2 separate regions of the Homo sapiens genome follow, and region 1 is linked to region 2. The links are chromatin loops, found by intact Hi-C in ENCODE. Cell type or tissue: mammary epithelial cell. All regions are shown on one strand. Each heading gives the region's core, and the rest is flanking DNA. Links, peaks and the distances in the headings are about the cores only.

Region 1 (11,464 bases), core at 3,152-8,151, 64 kb before region 2:
CTATTATCTGGTACTTCTCAGAGCTACCAATAAATTTGTAAAATGCAGCTTATTATTTCTTTTTCAACTTCAAAAACTATATTATATTGGTCTTATTTTATTTTCTTTGCATACTGTGTAGATTACATGGGACAAACAATATTATTTCCATTTGGCCAAGGAGGAAGCTGATGCAGAATAAGAGGCTTTGCTTAAAGTTCCTTAACAAACCTAAAAATAAATTTGGGATTTAAATACAGTCCTCCTGCATCTCAGCAAAGTGTGTATCCTATTAATATTATCTAAAATGCCAATTCGGGAATGGCATACATATACTGGATTTTTAAATGCTCTACTCATTTGAACTATGTGACCACAGAAGAATAATGGTGAAATAAAAAGAAAACTTGATGCAATTACTAAAAATATTTTTATCATAATTTTTGTTCAAATCCTTAAAATATATTCTTAGTGGGCAGCATTGAGGATCCAGTTATTTTATTTTTATTTTTTGCTAATATCTACCTTTTTTTCTATCTCTTTGTTTTTTCCGTAGATTCATTCCACAGTGCTCAAGCCATCTAATTCTTAAAAGAGTAAGGGATATAACTCCTACTTAACTGGGGAAAAGGAAGCCATTCCATCTTAGTTTCTCTTCACCTTTACTTATCCCTTCTTCTTTTTCTTTCCTTTAACAGAACAATATACTTTTGTTACAAGATTAAAATTCCCAACCATCCTATTTATCTAGTTACTGCAAATAATTTGCCACTTCAGTTGTCCCCATCCTGCCTTGGAATACTGCCATCCACAAATTCTTTTCTTCCCCATATGCTCAATTCTTGTGTATCCTAAAAAATTCCCTAAAACCAGCTTTTTTCTCAAACTACCATCCCATACATTTTCTTTACTTTACTATCAAAATGTCAAGGGTAGGCCATTCTCTTGCATTTTTTTCATATACATGCCCTTAAATTTAATTCCTTAAATTAAGTATTCTGAGTCATAGAACTCTTCTAGCTTTTCATAAATTAATAAATTAGCCCCAGGAAAATGAAAATGCCTACAACATTTTTCATAACATTTCAGGGCATTAGATATAACAAACTCATCATTGACCCTGGAAAGAAGGTGCTTTCAAGTATTCTGAAAATAATTGCCCCGGTGTGTGATGTTCCCCTTCCTGTGTCCATGTGTTCTCATTGTTCAATTCCCCCCTATGAGTGAGAACATGCGATGTTTGGTTTTTTGTCCTTGTGCTAGTTTGCTGAGAATGAATGTTAAATGAAGAGTTACTGGGTGCAGCACACCAACATGGCACATGTATACATATGTAACTAACCTGCACGTTGTGCACATGTACCCTAGAACTTAAAGTATATTAAAAAAAATAATTGCCTATAGGACTTATTAAAGTATAGACCAATGTCTTATCCTGGAGCTTTTTTTAACAGGCTTTTATGGGAGACACCTTGAGAATTAATTTTTTTGGCAAGTGTCTCTGATGTGATAGACAGAATTCTATAGCTATCTCCCCTGCTCCAAGTTTCCTATGCCCTGTTTATTCAATTAAACACTAACCTACGAACTACTGTGAAGACACTCTGCAGATAGAAGCATGGTTACTAGTCAGCCAAACCTAAATTTTTTTTTGTTTCCTTCCTTCTTCCTTCCTTCCTTCCTTCCTTCCTTCCTTCCTTCCTTCCTTCTTCCTTCCTTCCATCTCTCTTTCTCTCTTTTTGACACAGGGTCTTGCTCTGTCACCCAGGCTGGAGTGCAGTGCCACAAGCATGGCTTACTGCATCCTCAACCTTCTGGGCTCAAACGATCCTCCCATCTCAACCTCCCAAGTAACTGGAACTACAGGCACACGCCAATATCCCTGGCTAATTAAAAAAAATGTAGATATGTGGTCTCACTCTGTTGCCCAGACTGGTCTTGAACTCCTGGGCTCAAGCAATTCTCCCATCTGGGCCTCTCAAAATGCTGGAATTACGAGGCTCAGCCACTGCACCCAGCCAGCTGCTGTTAAAATAAAGATAACATGTCAGATTATTGGAGTGAGCCTAATGTAATCACATGAGCCTTTAAAAGCAGAAAAGGAAAGCAGAAGAGTCAGTTAGCGAGTTGGGGCAGAGGAATAAGGGAAAAGAGATCCAAAAGAAGGAGGAATTGAGAGAAATTCCTATAGTAAGAAGGCTTTGATGTGCCTTGCTGGTTGTAAGTGGAGAGCCATGTGAAAGGACTAGAGAAGGTCTTTAGGAGCTAATGACAGCCCCTAACTGACAGCTAGGAAGAAAATGGTGTCCTCATTCCTACAGCTGTAAGAAAATGAATTTGACCAATATCCTGAATAAACCTGGAAGTGGCTTCTTTGCGAGAACCTCCAATAAGCAATGCAATCCTGTTGACACCTATATTTTAGCCTGATGAGATGTGTGTCAGATTTCTGACCACTCGAAACTATGAAGTAATAAATTTGTGCTGTTATAAACTGCTAAGTTTGTAACAATTTATTACAATAGCAATAGAAAATCAATACGCTTGATGATTCATTTTCATGTAATCCACAGCTCTCTCCTGAACGATTCTTGTACTAAGGTTAAGGACTCCTGTCTTATATTTAAATCTTAGTCCTCATATATGCCAAGCAGATTTTGACAAAAAATGATGAATGATCTCCAGATTTCTAAGACCAGTAAGTTTTTCTTTATTTCTTAGCTTTCATCCTTTTAATTTTTCTTCAATATTTGATATTTTAGATTTTTTCCGTATTGAAATTCCTTTCTGCATTGACTGTACCACCATTAAAATTTTGATTTTTTTTCTTAGTTCTCCTTTCTATTTCCTCATACTCTGTATAGTCCCCAAATGGAGATTTCTCAAGGCATTTTCATGGCCGTTTACACTCAATTCTGAATTACATAATCAACCCATGGCTTTATATATCACATGATGTGTGAGAAAGAGAGTGATGTAGTATACTGTGCATGAACTTTAAAGCCAGATGGAACTTACTTTGAGTCTAAGCTCCATGGTTTACACTGCATTAGTTGACTGTCATTAAATTATGCTGCATAAGAAACAACTTCCAAGTCTTAGAGAGTTGCAACACTAAAGTTTTACTTCCTTGCTCATATATATTTTTTCATGTCAAGTGTGGTCCGCTTTGTTTTACATGTCTTTATTTTAGATCCAGGCTGAAGGAGCAAACCTTGTTTCCTGGAAAAATGAAAAGGACAATGTCATATCCATGTGATGGTTCTTGAAGTTTCTGATGGGATATAGCATACATAAATGTCTAGAGGAAGTCATATAGACAAGCATGATATCAGTGATCTGGTGAACTATATTCCTTCACCTGGGAGGCACAGAGAGCCACATGGCAAGGGACAGGGACATATACTATTTCTACTGGGAAAGAGACACAAACTTGGGAGAAATAATACAATCTATCTAAAAAATGCTTTTATAACAGTAATAACTTAATTGTACATTTTCTTAGATCCATTTTACTAATTGATAAATGGAAGATAGCAATATTTATTCCACAGGTTGTTTTTAAGATTAAATGAGTACATGTATTTTAAAAACTTGCCCCAGCATCTGATACATTGTAGATGTTTAATAAATACTGGTTAATTCCATTCTCCTTTTTCTAATTACTCTAAATAATTTTTTTGAGCTCTAGGAACCAGATATTTCGTTGTCTAAGGACAATTTTGCCCAGTGCTTCTAACACATCATACTCCACAAATCCTTAATTTTTCATTATTGTCCCTGAAAAACATACTTTGCTCCTGTACTTTCGACCTTTGAAAAGTAACTGATTCATCAGCCACCTAGGAATGAAAACTATAATTTTTATTCCTCAATCATTGTTTCCAACCAATATGTTAATAGGTCCTGTTAACAGGCTTTTTTAGTACTCATTCTAATTGCTTCGAACATAATTCAAGAGCCTGTTATATTTTCTTTGTGATATTTAAAAATCCTCTTGAGAACTAACATAATGACTAATTATAAAATTTGTAATTTATAATTAGCAGAAAAAATTATTTATCTAAAACTTCCCCGCCCCTTTTTTTTTGCATGAGCTGCTTCAATAGCCTTTGAGCATTTTTTTTGAAATTTGTGTTTTATTTTTGCTACTTCATTGCAGCAAATTAGCCATAGTGTTTCCATTCTTTGGGTTGATTAATTTTTTAAAAAGAAATAATAATATTTTAAAGTCATATATTAAGTATATCTCATATAACAAGAAATTGATAAACATTGGAGTGGTTGTTTCACTTTCATCACATTTTCAATCCAGTGCCTTGATGTTTCAACTTCTCTTTATGTGGGTTCAGTTCAATTGAAGCTAATTTTCAGTATGTTTCAAAATTCAGACACTGAGCACTTCTTTAATGACCAACATTTTTTATGAAAATGGATAGGATTTCCCTTAAGTACAGTTTGTTATCTTCTCAATTGTTGTATCTTACGTCTACGTTTGTCTACAGTAGCTACGTGATCAATGCATCTAATTTGTATCATAACTCCTTTGGTTAAAGAATTTTGGCAATTCCAAAATGAACATGCACATATGCTTTTGTTTGCAGACTGACAAATCTAAAAAATCTAAAAACTAAAAACTGATAAATCTAAAAATCTAAAAACTGATAAAAATAGCTAATGAACTTTATTTATAGAATCTATTATTATTACATCTATTATTTCATGTACATGGTACTGAATGATATAGCAGATAATTCCTGAAACGAAAAGGAGTACATGAAGAATTCATTTGATTGACCCATATAAAAATCTGTATATTAAGAAAGGGGATAAAGATAGCATATGAATTAAAATATCTACAAGAGATAGATCCCACTTTGTTGTTTAGAATAGTAGTCTCTAATTATGGGAAAGACAGAAATGTACTTCATATCTACTGTTCTGATGCAATAGTTAGAACAAAACAGGTAGGACAAAATGACTGCAAAAAAACCTCATCTTTGGTGAAAAAAGTTTGCAAAGACTGTTGAAATATTCCAGTGCAACACAAATTACTGTATATTTTGTAAGAAATCAGTAAAATCTAGCTTTTTTTTGGTGGGGAGTTGTGAAAGTAAAGTGATTTGGTCCCTTGATTATTTGTTGGAATTAGTCATTAAGTGAACTGGTTACTTGGTAAACTATATTTTGTTATGCCTCCAAAAGTGACCTTTAACTAGATATATTTCAGAGAATTAGTTTGTTCTCTGAATTGACCATCATGTGTTTAATCTCTTGCTCATCACATTTATTCTAATTAGTATTGCTACTTTCCATTTATAAACATTTAATCGGACCACTGTCATCTCTAAAATACTTGTAAATGACATTCAAATTCTTATAGAGTATAAACCAAATCTCCCATCCACTCATAGCTTCCATACGTAGTGTGTGTTTTGCTACACCCTGCTCTTACCAATACCATGGCACCATCAGACACTTACCAGCACCATACATTATTTTCCAAGCCAGGAAGTATATTGATAAATGCTCTTCCTATCATATACCAATCCAGTCCAGTTCAAATGTTCTGTCTTAAATAGGCTTTTCCTTATCTTCATAATAAAACTAATAACTTCTTTTTACTTATGGCCATAGTTGGTTTGTTTTATAATATATCAAAGGCACAATATGAGAGAATAATAGGACAAAGGAAGACTAAGACTGCTCTGGTCAAGCTCCAAAAGTTGCTAGTGCTTAGAAGAGACTATCACAAGGCTTGGATGAAGCTATCAACAGATTAGTGAGCTGCTTTTCCAGAAATAAGTTTTTTTAAATAAAAGTTTATCCAGAATTAATCTGACTGCATGTAACTGACTTATACAAAATGATTTCATAAGCAGCTGATGTTTTGTAAATCAGAAATCAATTTATTTTCATAGGTAATTAAATACTTGGCTCAAAAATGCAGGGCAGCACTTAGCATTCAGGATTTGGCACATCATCCTAAGGAGAATGTCTGCTTTAGTGTTGCTACATGAAGGCAGGGACTATGTGTGTAATATTCACTAGATGTCCCAGAGATGAACACAATACCTTGCATAGAGCAAGTGCTCAAAAATATTTGTTTAATCAATTAATAAATAAAAAGGATTAAAAAGGCATTACTATGGCCCTGTGCAAACCAAAAGCCAATTTTTTGCTATATACGGTGGTGAGAGTTTGAGAATAAAGGGATTGAAAATTATCAAGGTTGCTGCTGTTTCCTCCTCTTCCTCCTTCTTCTTTTCCTTCTTCTTCTTATTTCTTCTTCTCCTTCCCTCCCCCTTCTCCTCCTTTCCTTCCTCTTCCTACTCTTTCTTCTCCCCATCTTTCTCTTTCTCCTTCTTCTCCTCTTCCTTTTCCTCCCTTTTTTCCCTCATCCTCCCACTCCTCCTCCTGCTCATCATACTTCCCCTTCTCCTTTTTTATTTTAAAATATGGCAAGTAGATAAATTACAGTGCTCCACAACAGAAATATTTCTTCCTTAAAAACTATACTTGGTTGCCTAGAATTATAACTTCTTGTTCTCCATGATAAAGATAAACACTGGCATACATTTGGTCCTTGCCCATGTCTATTTTCTTGGGTTACAATATAAACCACTAGTCAATTATTATTCCTTCAATATAAATGATGGCTTACAATAAAGAAGAAAAATCTAAGTATGCTACAATTTCCTTAGATCAGAAATGACAAATTGGTAGCCCTAACCATGCCGTATATGTTGTCTGAGTGTGTTTTTTTTCCTATGTTTGATTTGATCTGCAATGTGTCTTCAAAAGCAATATATATTGGGAGTCACCATGTTAAACTGAACTTCAAGCTGTTTTATGTTTATTGTTTTATATTATATATTATACATTATTTAATATATAATATGTTGTATGTTATATAATATGAAATTATATAATAAACTATTATATAATATATAATTAATAATAATTATATATTATTTTGCATGTTGGACCTCATTGTTTTGAGGTTGTGATCATATGTCTCAATCATTATGTTGCAGGCATATCTTCCTGGAAATACACTTACATATTAACAATATTCTGAAAGCTAGCATATGACAATGATGGGAAGCTTTCTTACCCATCCTATGTACCTGTGAAAAAGTACTAATAACAATTGCAATTATACATTTGTTGCCTTATATTTGTCTGTAAGATAAATGATGATAAGACTGTATTTTTAAGTTAGAAAATAAGCTATTTGAAAGTGAGGATATATCTTTATTATATTTTTATTACAGAATATCTAGCACAGTGATGTTAGAGAGTAACAACAAAATAAATGTGTGTTGATTTTTTTGAATTTAAAATACCACAAAAAGACATAACCATTGGACTGTAGATTCTGAATTAGAAATGTAAATATAACACTTGTCTGAAGAGAACACAGTAGGTATAGAATATCTTACATAAACAAAATTACAATCAAGTGTTTCTAAGTATTGTTTACACATCAATGACTTAATAAGCAAATATTTACTGGCACTGTATTAGTCCATTCTCATATGCTTAATAAAGACATACCCAAGACTGGGTAACTTAAAAAGAAAAAAAGGTTTAATGGACTCACAGTTTCACATGGCTGGGAAGGCCTCACGATTATGGCAGAAGGCAAAGGAAGAGCAAAGGCACATCTTTCATGGTGGCAGAAAAGAGAGCATGTGCAGGAGAACTTCCTTTTATAAAACCATCAGATCTCTTGAGACTTATTCACTATCATAAGAATAGCATGGGAAAAACCCAAATCCATGATTCAATTATCTCCCACCAGATCCCCCCCATGATACATGGGTATCATGGGAGTTAAAATTCAAGATGATATTTGGGTGAAGACACAGCCAAAACAAATCATTCTGCCCCTGCCCCCTCCCAAATCTCATGTCTTCACATTTAAAAACCAATCATGCCTTCCCAACAGTCCCCCAAAGTTTTAACTCATTTCAGCATTAACTTAAAAGTCCACAGTGCAAAGTCTAATCTGAGACAAGGCAAGACCCTTCTGCCTATGAGCCTGTAAAATCAAAAGCAAGCTAGTTACTTCCTAGATACAATGGGAGTACAGGGATTGGGTAAATACACCTGTTCCAAATGGGCAAAATTGGCCAAACAAAGGGGCTACAGGCCTCAGGCAAGTCAGAAATCCAGCAGCAGGGCAATCAAATCCTGAAGCTCCAAAATGATCTCCTTTGACTCCATTTCTCACATTCAGGTCACACTGATACAAGAGGTAGGTTCACATGGTCTTGAGCAGCTCTGCTCCTCTGGCTTTGCAGGGTACAGCCCCTCTCCTGACTGCTTTCATGAGCTGGCATTGAGTATCTGTGGCTTTTCCAGGTGCATGGTGCAAGCTGTTGGTGGATCTACCATTACAGAATCAAGAACTGTGGCCCTCTTCTCATAGCTCTACTAGGCAGTAACCCAGTGGGACTCTGTGTTGGGGCTCCAACCCCACATTTCCCTTATGCACAGCCCTAGCAGAGGTTTTCCATGAGAGCTCCACCCCTGCAGCACACTTCTGCCTGGGCATCCAGGCATTTCCATACATCCTCTGAAATCTAGGTGGAGGTTCCCAAACCTCAAATCTTGACTTCTGTGCACCCACAGGCTCACCACCATGTGAAGGCCACCAATACTTGTGGCTTGCGCCCTTTGAAGTAATGGCCTGAGCTGTACATTGGCCCCTTTTAGCCATAACTGGGATTTGGGGCAACAAGTCCCTAGACTACACAAAGCACTAAGGGCCTGGGCCCAGCCCACAATACCATTTTTAACTTCTAGGCTTCCCAGCTTGTGATAGGAGGGGATGCCATGAAGACCTCTGACATGCCCTGGAGACATTTTTCCCATTGTCTTGAAGTTTAATATTGGGCTCCTCATTATTACTTATGCAAATTCTTGCAGCTAGTTTGAATTTCTCCTCCAAAAATGGGTTTTTCTTTTCCATCACATTGTCAGGCTGCAAATTTTCTGCTGTTAAGCTCTGCTTCCCTTTTAAACATAAGTTCCAATTCCAAACCATATCCTTCAGAATGAATAAAACTGAAAGCTTTGAAGAGCACCTAAGTCATCTGTTGAATGCTTTGCTGCTTAGAAATTTCTTCCACCAGATACCCTAAATAATCTTTCTCAAGTTCAAAGTTCCACAGATTTCTAGGGCAGGGGTAAAATGCTGCCAGTCTCTTTGCTAAAGCATGGCAAGAACCACCTTTGCTCCAGTTCCCAGTAAGTTCTTCATCTCCATCTAATACAATCTCAGCCTAGACTTTTTAGTCCATATCACTATCAGCCTTTTGGTCAAAACCATGCAACGAGTCTCTAGCAAGTTCCAAACTTTCTCACATCTTCCTGTCTTCTGAGTCCTCTAAGTGTCTAGGAAGTTTCAAACTTTCCCACATTTTCCTATCTTCTTCTCAGCCCTCCAAACTTTTTCATCCTCTACCTGTTACCCAGTTCAAAAGTCACTTCCCCATTTTGGGGCATCTTTACAGCAGTGCCCCACTCCCAGTATGAATTTACTGTAATAGTCCATTCTCACATTGCCAATAATTTAAACAGGAAAGAGAGTTTTAATGGACTTACAGTTCCACATGGCTGGTGAGACCTTAAAATCCAATCATGGGGAAAGGCGAATGAGGGGCAAAGTCACGTTTTCTATGATGGCAGGCAAGAAAGCATGTGCAGGGGAACTGCCCTTTATAAAACCATCTGATCTCATGAGATTTATTCACTACCATGAGAACAGCATGGGAAAAACACACCCCCCATGATTTAATTACTTCCCACTGGGTCCCTCCCATGACACATGGGGATTATGGGAGCTACATTTCCAAATGAGATTTGGAGTGGGGACATGACCAAACCATATCGAGCACCCAGTATGGCTATGCTTTGTTGAAGGAGCCAGGGATAGAGTGGTAAATAAAAGAATAAAAATGTATGCCCTTATGAAACTTACGTTTTACTGTGGAAACAGAGAGTAAAAAAGAGAAGTAATTATAGAATAAGTACTATAATAATATCACCTGAAACCTCTTAGGATTGCAATTATCTAAAGCTAAAAGACAAAAAGTATTGGTGAACATAAGGAGAAAAGAGAAGCCTTGTACATTGTTTGTGAGAATGTAAATTAATACAGCCATTATGGGAAACTATATGGAGGTTCATCAATAGATTAAAAATAGAATTACCATATGTTTCAGAAATCCCACTTTAGAGCATATATCCAAAGTCACTATACCAAAGAGATCTGCACTCTCATTTTCATTGCTGTATTATGGAAATAAGTGTCCATTGACAGATAAATGAATAAAAAGTATGTGGGCATATATACACAATAGAATATTATTCAGCCTTAAAAAAGGAGATCTACAGTAAGCAAAACAGCACAGTGTTGGTACAAGAACAAACACAAAGACCAACAAAACAGAATAGAGAACTCAGAAATAAGACCACATACCTAAAACCATCTGATCTTTGACAAACCTGTCAAAAACAAGCAATGGGGAAATGATTCCCTAGTTAATAAATGGTGCTGGGAGAACTGGATAGCCACATGCAGAGAATTGAAATTGGACTGCTTCCTTACACCATATGCAAAAACTAACTCAACATGGATTAAAGACTTAAACGTAAAACAAAAATTTTAAAAATCCTAGAAGAAATCTAGGCAATACCATTCAGGACATAGGCACTGACAAAGATTTCATGATGATAATGTCAAAAGCAGCTGCAACAAAAGCAAACATTGACAAATGGGATCTAATTAAACTAAAGAGCTCTGCATAGCAAAAGAAACTATCATCAGAGTAAAGAGACAACCTACAGAAGGGGAGAAAATTTTTGCAATCTGTCCATCTGACAAAGGTCTGATATCCAGAATTTACAAAGAACTTAAGCAAATGTACAAGAAAATAACAACCCCATTAAACTGTGGGGAAAGGACATGAGCAAATACTTCTTAAAAGAAAACTTACATGTAGCCAACAAACATATGAAAAAAAGCTCAACATCACTGATAATTAAAGAAATGCAAATCAAAACCACAATGAGATATCATCTCTTGACAGTCAGAATGGCTATTACTAAAAAGTCAGAAGAAAACGGATGCTGGGAAGGTTTAACAGAAAAAGGAACGCTTTTACACTGTTGGTGGGAGTTTAAATTAGTTCAACCATTGTGGAAGACAGCATGGTGATTCCTCAGAAACCTAGAGGCAGAAATATCATTTGACCCAGCAATCCCATTACTGGGTATATACCCAAAGAAGTATAAATCATTCTATTATAAAGATACATGCATGTGTATGTTCACTGCAGCACTATTCACAAGGCAGAGATATGGAATCAGCCTAAATGCCCATCAATGATAGATTGGATAAAGAGAATGTGGTACATGTACACACCATGGAGTATTATGCAGCCATAAAATGGAACAAGATCATGTCCTTTGC
Region 2 (11,464 bases), core at 3,862-8,861:
GTGAATACTTTGGTGCATTTCACCAGGAGATCCCCCTGCCACCTCCATTAGGGCTGATGCCTGTACTCAACCCTGAGAAATTCATGGGCAAGCTTGCTAGGTCAGCTCCACATAGCTTTCTCCCCCATATTTCCAGGCTGAACAGTGAACTCAGGGCATTAGATGTTGCACAAACCAGCTCATCACCTTAAACAGAGAGCACCTCCCAGTGGACAAAGATCAAGTACATACCCATACATTTCTGCCATAGAAAGCTCTAAAATATTTCACCTGCTGGCCTGGAGGTTGAACTGCATAACCTAATACAAAACTTGGTGACACAAGTGCACATTACTGGTGAATGAGATGAGCTTCTTGAGACCTACACAATCCCAGTCACACAGCAGGCAGTGAACCTGCTGATATGCACAGTATATCACTATTGCAACTAGAGTTTGAGAAAGCCACCACACAAACACTATCTATAAAGAAGCAACTCATACAGAGCTTTGGCCCCCTGAAAGCACCTAGAATTGAAGGAAATGACCATACACAACATACATATGGAGTACCATCAAAATGAGAGTAAATTCAAAAATAAGAAGTGACAGTTTTTCCAGATGAGAAGGAAATAGCATCAGAACTCAGGCAATATGAAAAAAGAGCTCAATGAGATCCAAGAGAAAGTTGAAAACCAAACAAAGAAATAAAAAAAAAAACTCAGGATCTAAAGAATTTCCTAAATAGATACACATTTTTAAAACACCAAACAGACTACTTGAAATAAAAAAATTATTGAAGGAATTATGAAATACAGTTGAAATATTTAACAATAGAATAGACTAAGCAGAAGGAAAATATCAGAGCTGGAAGACAGATCTTTTGAATTAACCTCGTCAGACAAAAATTAAGAAGAAAATCCTCAAAAATATCAGCAAACCAATCCAATAGTTCATAAAAAAGATAATACATCACAATCAAAGGGGTTTTATTTCAGGAATAAAGGAAATTTAAACATATTAAAATAAATGTGATTCATTACATAAACAGAATTAAAAACAAAAACCATATGGTCATTGCAATAGATCCAGAAAAAGCATTTAATAAAACTCAATATCTTTTCATGACAAAAAACCCTCAACAAACTAGGCATAGAACGAACATACCTCACAGCAATAAAAAGCATACACAACAAACCCACAGCCAACATTATACTGAACAGAAAAAAGATTGAAAGCATTTTTCCTAATAACTGGAAAAAGAAAAGAATGCCCACTTTCACCACTCCTATGCAACATAGTACTGAAAGACCTTGCCAAAGCAACGAGGCAAGAAAAAAATAATAAAAAGCATCCAAATTGGAAAACAGGGAGCCAAATTTTCTCTTTGCTGATGATATGATCTTATACCAAGAAAATCCTAAAGACTCCTCTAAAACTTCCTATATTTAATAAATGAATTCAGTAAAATTTCAGGATACCAAATTAAAATGAAATCATATGTAGTATTTCTATACACCAGTAATATTCAAAGTGAGAACCAAATCAAAAACTCAATTTTATTTGCAATAGCCACAAAAAGAATAAAATACCTAGGAATACGTTTTTCCTAGGAAGAGAATGGCCTTTACAAGAACAACAAAACACCAAAACACGAATTAAAGAAATTATAGATCTCACAAACAAATGAAAAACATTCCCTGCTAATGGACTGATAGAATAATCATTGTTAAAATGACCATACTAGCCAAAGCAATCTATAGATTCAATGCAATTTCTATAAAGTTACCAATGCCATTCTTCACAGAATTAGAAAAAACAACCCAGAAAAGATCCTAAATAGCCAAAGCAATCCTCAAGAAAACAATAAAGCTGTGGGTATCACATTACCTACTTCAAGTGATACTACTAGGCTATAGTAACCATAACAGCATTGTGCTGGTATGAAAATAGACACATAGATCAATGAAGCATAACAGAGAATTCAGAAATAAAGCCACATACCTACAACCAACTGATCTCTGATAACCTCAACAAAAATATACAATGAGAAAAGGATACCCTATTCAATAAATGGTGCTGGGGAAGTTGGATAGCCATATGGAAAAGAATGAAACTGGACCCCTATCTCTCACCACACACACAAATTAACACAAGCTGGATTGAATACTTAAATGTGAGATGAGGAACTATAAAAAATACTAGAAGAAAACCTAAGAAAAACTCTTTGGACATTGGCCTCGACAAAAATATTATGATTACCTCAAAAGGAAATGCAACAAAGCAAAAATAGTCAACTGGGACTTAATTAAACTAAGCAGCTTATGCACAGCAGGAGAAACTCTAGAGGGAGTAAACAGACAACTTACAGAATGGGAGAAAATATTTGCTAATTATGCATCCTACAAAGGACTAATATTTAGAATCTACAGGAAACTCAACCAGAAAAAAAAATACCCCATTAAAAAGTGGATAAAGGACAAGTACAGACATTTCTCAAAATAAGACATACAAGTGGCCAACAAACATAAAAAACCACCATCACTAATCATCAGAGAAATGCAAATTAAAGCCACAATAAGATAATATCTTAAACCAATCAGAATGGCTATTACTAAAAATTCAGAAAATGACAGATGTTGGCAAAGATAAAGAGAAAAGGGAATTCTTTTACAGCGATTCTTGGTGAGAATGTAAATTAGTACAACCTCTATGAAAACAGTATAGAGATTTCTCAAAGAACTAAAAATAGAAGTACCATTCTATTCTGCAATGTCACTACTGGATATTTACCCAAAGGAAAACAAGTGATTATATAAAAAGACAACAGCATTCATGTTTATAATAGCACTTTTCATAATAGCAAAGTTATCAAATCAAGCTAATTGTCATCGACAGATGATTACATTTAAAAATGTGGTATTTAGTTACCATAGAGTACTACTCAGCCATAAAAACAATAAAATCATGTCTTTTGCAGCAATGTGCACAGCAGGCATTATTCTACATGAAATTACTCAGAAACAGAAACTCAAAAACTACACATTTTCATCCATAAATGGTACCTGAACCATGGGTACACACAGACATACAGAGAATAATAGACACTGGAGACTCTAAAAGGTGGAAGAGTGAGAAGGGGGTGAGGAATGAAATACTATTTATTAGGTGTAATGTACACTATTGGGGTGATGAGTACACTAAAAGCCCAGACTTCACCATTATGCAATATATCTGTGAAACACAACTGCACTTGTATCTCCCACATCTATAAAAATTTTACAAAGGGGAAAAAACCCTAACCCATTCATGCATTATTGAAATTTAAAATATCAGCCTAAAAGAATGAGGTAGGAATGAGTGGGAATGAGAAGAAATACATTTGAATGCCTTGTAAAGAATAGTTACCTAAAGAATAGTAGATTCATTTACATATATTTTTCTAATCCTTACAAAACCCCTGAAAGTTATGTGTCCTTATGTTTATGCTAAGAATATTAGGATACTAAGTTTTAAATATGTAAGTTAACTTGCCTTTGGTAGTATATCCAGGATCCAAAACCAAAGTCCTTTTCTCCATTACATCATTTCTAATGTTGGATCAAATTTGGATACAATTATACAACTAATTGCATGTACTAACATTTGTATGTTCTTGATAACTATACTTTATTTGGTTACATTAAATTCTTCAAAATAAAAAATTCTCTCAAATACATTATCTGTCTATTGCCTAAATTTCAATAAATGTGATCTGTAAAGTAGTGGCTAATGTTTGTATTTACCAGGATATGTCATGCGAGCTAATTTTTTGTGTGAGTTTTCCTTTAATCAGAAAAGAAAAAAGGATAAATCAAGTTAGACTATTGTACAATACAAAAAGTATGGCTATTGACATGGTTTGGCTCTGTGTCCCCACCCAAGTCTCATCTTTAATTGTAATCCCCATGTGTCTAGGGAGAGACCTGCTGGGAGGTGATTGGATCATGGGGGCAGTTTCCCCCATGCTGTTCTTGTGATAGTGAGTGAGTTCTCATGAGAGCTGATGGTTTTAAAGTGTGGCACTTCCTTGCTCTCTCTCTCTCTCTCTTGCCAGTTGCCATATAAGATGTGGTTTTCTTCCCCTTCACCTTCCACCATGATTGCAAGTTTCCTGAGGTCTGCCCATCCATGTGGAACTGTGAGTCAGTTAAACCTCTTTTCTTTATAAATTACCCAGTCTCAGGTAGTATCTTCATAGCAGTGTCAGAACGGGCTAATACAGCTACTATGTGTAGTGACTTCTATTTTCTTTCTGATATTCCACTCTGTAGCTATAGAACTGCACACAGAAATTGAGCTTCCTGAATAAGTTAAAATTAACCATTCATCATAATATCATCATGAGGACCCAAGAACAAGATTTTCTGTTGAGAAAGGTGTGCTCCATATACAGAGTTTCATGAAGGAGAACTAAGTAAATTATTTGGCTCATAAAATGACTATGAGACAATGCTTTAAAAATATTGAGTAATAACACATATAGTATTTTATAATATGCAGGTGCTCTTACATATAATAATTTTATTATCACATGAAATTTATATTCTATTTGTAGAGATGAAGCAATCAGAATCAGAAAATTTAGAAACTTTTTAAAGGTCAAGTGGATAGTAAATTACCATTACACAACTTGAATCCAAGTCTTTTGGCCAGACTAGATCCTGAACAGTAAGAAATATGGCAGAACCTCCATTTGTACTGATACTGTGCAAACATATTTAGCTCTAAAATATTTTATCTATATTGATTATTCTTAGAAAGTTATTCCAAGACTATTTGTTTATGTATCAATTTATTGATTCTTTTGTTGAATATTTATTGAGTGCCTTCTATAGGCCAAGCACTTATACAGACATTAAGGATATAGCAGTGAATACATGAGATAAAAATTCCTGCCTCAAAGAACGTACATTTTAATGCAGAGGAGATAGTAAAACAAACAAACAAACAAACAAACAAGGAAATGAGTCCTATGTTTGTATAACATAGACTTTAAGAGCTCAGGCTCTATAGTTATACTGTCTGAATTAAAAGCCATACTGGATCAACCATTGCAAAATACATAACTTGCTTGTCTTTAGTTTCCTAATCTGTAAAATTGGAAATAAAGTCATAATCATCTCCTTATTTTGCAGAAGAAATAAATGCAGAATTCTTGGAAGACTGAGTAAACAATAGAAGCAAAATTCTGGAAGATTTATTTGCTCACAGTCTGCCCTTTATAAATGTCAGTTATTATTTATGGGGATGTAGAAGATTTTTTCCTTTTGTTTTATTTTTCTTTTGATGCTTCAGTCATTCATTCAACACATAAATGAATGTCTAGATAGTTTCCTAGAATGTGGTTTCTGTATTCTACTATAACAAAAATATAATGGGCAGTTAGACAGGTAAACAGCATGAACTGGTGTCACAATAAAGGTAATCCACAAGACTATAAAGATATGATACAGAAACTCCTAATTGCCCAGGGAGCTTGTATTAGATTCCTAGCACACCATAATGAAGTATAGTCATGCTCCACTTAAGATGTTTCAGTCAATAATGGACCACATATATGACAGTGATCCCCTAGATTAAAATGGAGCTAAAAAATTTCTATTACCTGATGACTTGTGTTAGTTGCTTTTAATATTCAGTGCAAGAACATGCTGCACAGGTTTGTATCCTAGGGGCAGTAGGTTCTACTGTACAACCTAGGTGTGTAGTAGTCTATACTGTTTTGGTTTGTGTAAGTGCTGTACACTCTGTGGTGCTCACACAATGACAAAACTGTCTAACAGTGCATTTCTCAGAATGTATCCCCATCATTAAGTGATGCAGGACTGTACCACAAATTAGGTGGCTTAAACAACAAAAATTTATTGTCTCACAGTCCTGGAGGTTTGAAGTCTAAAATTAAGGTGTGGGCAGAATCCACACCCGTTTTCACTTCTAGCCCGTAGGGGAATTCTTTCTTGCCTCTTCCTAGCTTCTGGTTATTCACTGACAATTTTTGTGTTCATTGGCTTGTAGATGCATACTTTAAGCGCTGCATTCGTCATCACATGACGTTTTCCCCATGTGCAACTTTCCTCACTTGGCTGTCTCCTTATAACACCAGCTATATTTGATTAGAGGCTCGCCCTATTTCAGTATGACCTCATCTTAATTACATCTGCAAAGACCCTATTTCGAAATAAGGTCACATTGCAAGGTACTGAGGGTTTAGATTTCAATGTATCATTTATGTTTTTGAGAAGGGAAGGCACAATTTAACTTATAACAGAGCTCAAGAGGTATTTCTGGGACGTTTAAGTTGATAAATAAAAATTTATGAAATAATCTTAAACTTTCTCTTTTATATTAAATTAATTACAATACCTGTACTGTTTATTAATAGTTATTTTATTCCATGGCTTTTATGAAAATTGCCACATTAGGATGATAAGGAGTTTAAAGTACAAATGCATTTGGTTCTTTTTAAAAACCTTATTTTCTGGAGAAATTTTAGGTTCACAAAAAAATTAATCATATTCTTCAATCCCCTCCACCCATAACCTTCCCACTGTTAACATCCTACGCTATAGTGGTACATTTATAACAATTAATGAACCTACATTGACACATTATTATCCTCCAAAATCCATAGTTTATAGTAGAGTTTACTCTTGGTGTACATTCTATGAGTTTTGATTAGTGTATAATGACATATATCTGCCATTATATCATCATACATAGTATATTTACTGACCTAAAAATCCGCTGTGCTCTGTATATTCGTCCCCCACTCCCTGTTAAACTCATGCAACCACTGGTCTTTCTTTTGTCTCCACAGTTTTGTCTTTTTCAGATGTCATATAGTTGGAATTATACAATATGTAGGCTTTTTAGATTGGCTTCTTTTCACTTAGCAGTATGTATTTAAGTCTCCTCCATATTTTCTCAAGTCTTGAAAGCTCATTATCTTTATAGTGCTGAGTAATATCCCGTTGTCTAATGGACCACAGCTTATTTAAACACTCACCTACTGAAGGAAATCTTGGTTGCTTATAAGTTTTGGCAATTTTGAATCAAGCTCTAAATATGTGTGTGCAGGTTTTTGTGTGAATATAAGTTTTCAACGCCTTTAGATAAACACCAAGGAGTTTAGATAAATAAATATCAAGTGCTGGATCATAGAGTAAGAGTCTGCTCAGTTTTGTAAAAGAATTTTCAAACTGTCTTCCAAAGTGACTGTACTGTTTTGCATTTTCACCAGCAATGAATGAAAGTTCCTGTTGCTCCACATTTACTTCGGCATTTAAGGTTTTCAGTTTTGGATTCTTGCCATTCCAATAGGCATGTAATGGTATCTCATTTTCATTGTAATTTGTAATTTCCTAGTGACATATGGTGTTGAACATCTTTTTATATGCTTACTTGCTATATGTATACCTTCTTTGGTGTGGTTTCTACTCAAGTTTTTGCCTGTTTTAAAATTGGGTGGCATATCTTATTATTGGTGAGTTTTTTGAATTTTTTTTTCAGCTGCCCTTTATCAGATGTGCTCTTTGCAAATATTTCCTTCAAGTCTATAGCTTGCTTTCTCTATCTTTTGATTTGTATGTGTTTACAATGCATATTATAAAGACATTTCTGACATTATATAGCAAGTGTAATTTTCTTTATTTTTGAGAGGAAGAATCATTATGCTATAAAGTGGTCTGGAAAATTACATTTTGCCTGTTAATGTATTCGAGCATCAATTTTGAGAAAATACATATAACATCTAAATTATATTTAAAATTTAATATTTTCTTTATTCTTGAAAGCTAGTGAATATTTAGAATTCAAGCAAATAAAAGTATTACATATCAGAATTAAAGTAGCTATTAAAATAGTAAGAAAGAAGATACTTTTAAAATGTAGAATATATTTAAATTAAGTTACAATTAGGAAAATAAAGTATCAATGCAAATGAGAGAAAAAATGTGCTCAGGTAGTCAATGGAAGTATATTTGAGAAGTGTTTTTATTTGTGAAAATGTATGGGGCATGTGATACATTTTTTATAGGTATATAATGCATAGTGATTAAGTTGGGATATTTAGGGTGCCTATCCCCTGAGTACAACACATGTTTTAAGTATAGTCCTCCTACTCTGCTAGCAAACAGTGAATTTGTTCCTTTATCCCTCTTAGGCCACTTCTCTTGATTTCCCCCATCTCAACTCACCCTTTCCAGTCTTTGTTATCTATTTTCACACACCGTATGTCTATGTGTTGAAATTTTTTAGCACCCGCATATAAGTGAGAACATAAGATATTTGACTTTTCTTGCTTGGCTTATTTTACATAAGATAATGATTTCTAATTCCAGCCATGTTGCTTCAAATGACAGCATGTCATTCTTTTTTATAGCTGAATAGTATTCCATTGTGTATATATACCATGTTTTCTTCATCCATTTCTCCACTGATGGACACTTAGTTTGGTTCCTTATCTTTGCTATTGTGAATAGTGTTGCAGTAAATATGAAAATGCAGCTATACCTCTGATATATTGATTTATTTTCCTTTGGGTAGATATCTAGCAGTGAAATTGCTGGATCAAATGAAAATTGTGTTTCATTTTTTTGCAAAATTTTCATACTGTTTCTGTAGGGGCTGTACTAGCTTACATTCCCTCCAATGGTATATAAGAGTTTCCTTTACTCTGCATCCTCACCAAGATATCTGATAACTTTCAAATCTCCTTTTTCATGGATAATTATTTCCACCCTCACCAAAACTTATCGGAGTTTCCAATGAATTACATTAGATAAGCAGCAGGTCTAATCCTTATCTTGCTCACCTTCTAAGGCACCTATTTATAGACAACTAACAAACGGAAAGATACTAGGTGAAAAAAGAAAGAATATATGTTAGATCATCATAAACCACTGAAGCTTGAATATATGGATAAAACTGTAGAACAAAATACTAACCCACTTTATGTATCTAAAAGAACATTGTGAAATAAAAAGGAAATATTAGATTCAAAGGTTATACTCAGCATAATAATTTGAAACAGTGTAATCTCCATGCAAGCCTTGGAATAATAAAATAACAGTTATTCCCATTACTGTTGTCGACATCTCATTAATTGCATATCTTGATATCCCTTAGAAAAGGTGAAAATCCCCTGATAAAACCTTGGCAATGAATAAGTGTAGCCAACCCTTAAGGAATTAAGATAAGATGAGAAAAGGTTATAAGAATAGATCTCTGGAGCCCAGCTGAAAAACTAAATTCATTTACTGAGCTGCAGTAAGCTAACAGGAATAAACAAAGCAATCTGAAAAGCAGAATAAAAAAAATCTGGAGACATAAAAGTGAAGATGACACAGAAATTCCCTGAGCTATGAAACAAATTTCCTATATATTCTCTCATTGATGGGTACAGGGAATTCCATTTGAAAAAATGTATTAGCTTTGTTTACACTGGTGGTGCAAAGTCACTTTTCTATAGGGAGGCTTATCTCCAATGATGGGGCAAAAAGTGAATCTGCCTATTAACAAATAATAACTATACTGAGTTTATACAAATATATTTCTTCTGACTTTGTAGAAGTATAATCATTACTAAGTAAAATTTATACATGTTATACAAGCATACATCAAATATGTATATAAAGTTTATACTTTATACATACATGTATGTGTGTGTATGTACACAGTATTATTTCTCTATGATAAGGAAACTGAAATTTCCATTTTCTTTAGGAATCTATTGTACATGAAGCCTGAGCACTTTTGGAATTTAGGACTGAGACTATAGCGTCAAATAGTCAGGGAGTACGATGAAGAGCTGGGGTAAGAATACTCAGATTATTTAATCGGTTATTCTCTACCACTTTTGGAAAAGAAGCAATCAAAGAGATTTGCATGTGATAAAATGTATATTACAGATCCTACTGATCAAAAATAAATCAACCAATTTTCAGCAGTGACCTAGTCATTTTCAAAATAGTAGTGTTATGCCCAGGCAATACTTAGAGAGGCAGCTACTGTTCAATAGTATCAAAACAGTACTATTAGTTGGAATCACTTTAATTGTGAAAAATTATATAAATCCAGACATTTTCTTTGAAATATAGTTCCATGTGTATAGGTTTTAAAAGACTGGGTTTCTGTGTGACTAAAATATAAAATCAAATGCATATCAGATTTTATAATTCACATATTCTTATAAAGATGGATAGAAATTAATGCTTTATGTAAAATGTATTATGTTTTATTTTTCATAGATACAAATATTTTTGTAAAGTGAGTTTTCACACCTTCATTTATTAAAATATATCTAATTTTTCAAAGAATTTTGAAGAATTTAGCATGCTAGATGTTCTGCTACATTATCTCTTTCATTGTTTTTTTCCAAACACTACTGCATTTTCTAATTACAATATGTCTGACAAACTCGTGCATCATTGCAGTGCCTACAGGACCTTAGCAATATGCATTGAACGTAGAAGGTGCTCAATGATGACTTCTCGATTCAAATGGTAGGAAAAGCTTTAGGAGAAAGACCTATAACCACAATTTTGTTCATAACAATTACAATAATGATCTTCACTATTAGACCTACCTACTCAAAATGATTATAATCTGCCTCTTCTAACAACTGAGGTCAGTGGACCTGTTTTGCTTTACTATATAGCTCCATGAAGTTCCCAAAACCATGCCTTAAGAGATTTATGAAGCAATGTGGGATTTGGCTTTAAGTCTTACATTATGATCATCTGCTTGGTCCTCTGGTCTCTAGCTTGTACTGCAGCTCTGGAATCCTTTATTGTTCTATTTGTTTTTACTCCAATTCTAGTGCTGTAAGAATTGAGAACTCTGCCTTGTTTTCTTGAAGTTACTTTACAGGTAGAACCCATTCTTGAACCTTAGCCTAGCAGCTGGACCATTGTTAGTTACTGAGTCAATATTTTATGTCTAAATCAATGCATTTTTCAATCTCTAAGTAGGATTTTTTCTTAAAATTTCTTTGGTTCCATAACGGATTCTCCCTTCATGTTTTTTTTTTGTTTTGTTTTGTTTTTTTAATTCTTTCAGGCTAAATACAAATCTGTTGTAATACCCTTGGAACACCATGTTGTGCCTGACTGGAGCAGATGACCTTGAATTACGACTGAGTTTGTTAACTCAGAGCTTTACCTCCCCAGGGAGCAAGTCTCATTTCAGATTTTATTTATCAGGTAGTATTTTCTTTTCAACTACAGGTAGTGGAATTATGATTGAATCCATGCTGAGATAATTTCCTCAGTCTCAGCATAATTTGGGCTTGAATTAAGGTTAACAGTCATCCATCGTCAGCCAGATTTCTGTCACAACTCGTAAGTTGTCTACTTAGAACTCAAAGCTGTCTGGCTAATTCGTAAGTATGAACCTTGAAGAAGCCAACTATTTGCTAACCAGCATTCCAAATCAGACTCTTAAAC

What was found. Peaks named below come from ENCODE experiments on the same cell type or tissue, not always from the same donor. Only the 100,000 strongest peaks of a DNase experiment are listed, where the experiment ranks them.
Region 1: it touches region 2 in a loop (2.1-fold over the local background); 3 of 110 quality-filtered maps call a loop at or near these places.

The regions. Positions count from the first base shown.
Region 1 is chr14:28,519,672-28,531,135 of GRCh38, reverse strand. No RefSeq gene overlaps it. Among named protein-coding and RNA genes, the nearest start is that of LINC02300, 88 kb to the left of the region's middle. In mammary epithelial cell, for the core only: no CTCF peak of the experiment used is centred there; no DNase peak of the experiment used is centred there.
Region 2 is chr14:28,456,224-28,467,687 of GRCh38, reverse strand. No RefSeq gene overlaps it. Among named protein-coding and RNA genes, the nearest start is that of LINC02300, 150 kb to the left of the region's middle. In mammary epithelial cell, for the core only: no CTCF peak of the experiment used is centred there; a DNase peak (open chromatin) is centred at 6,067.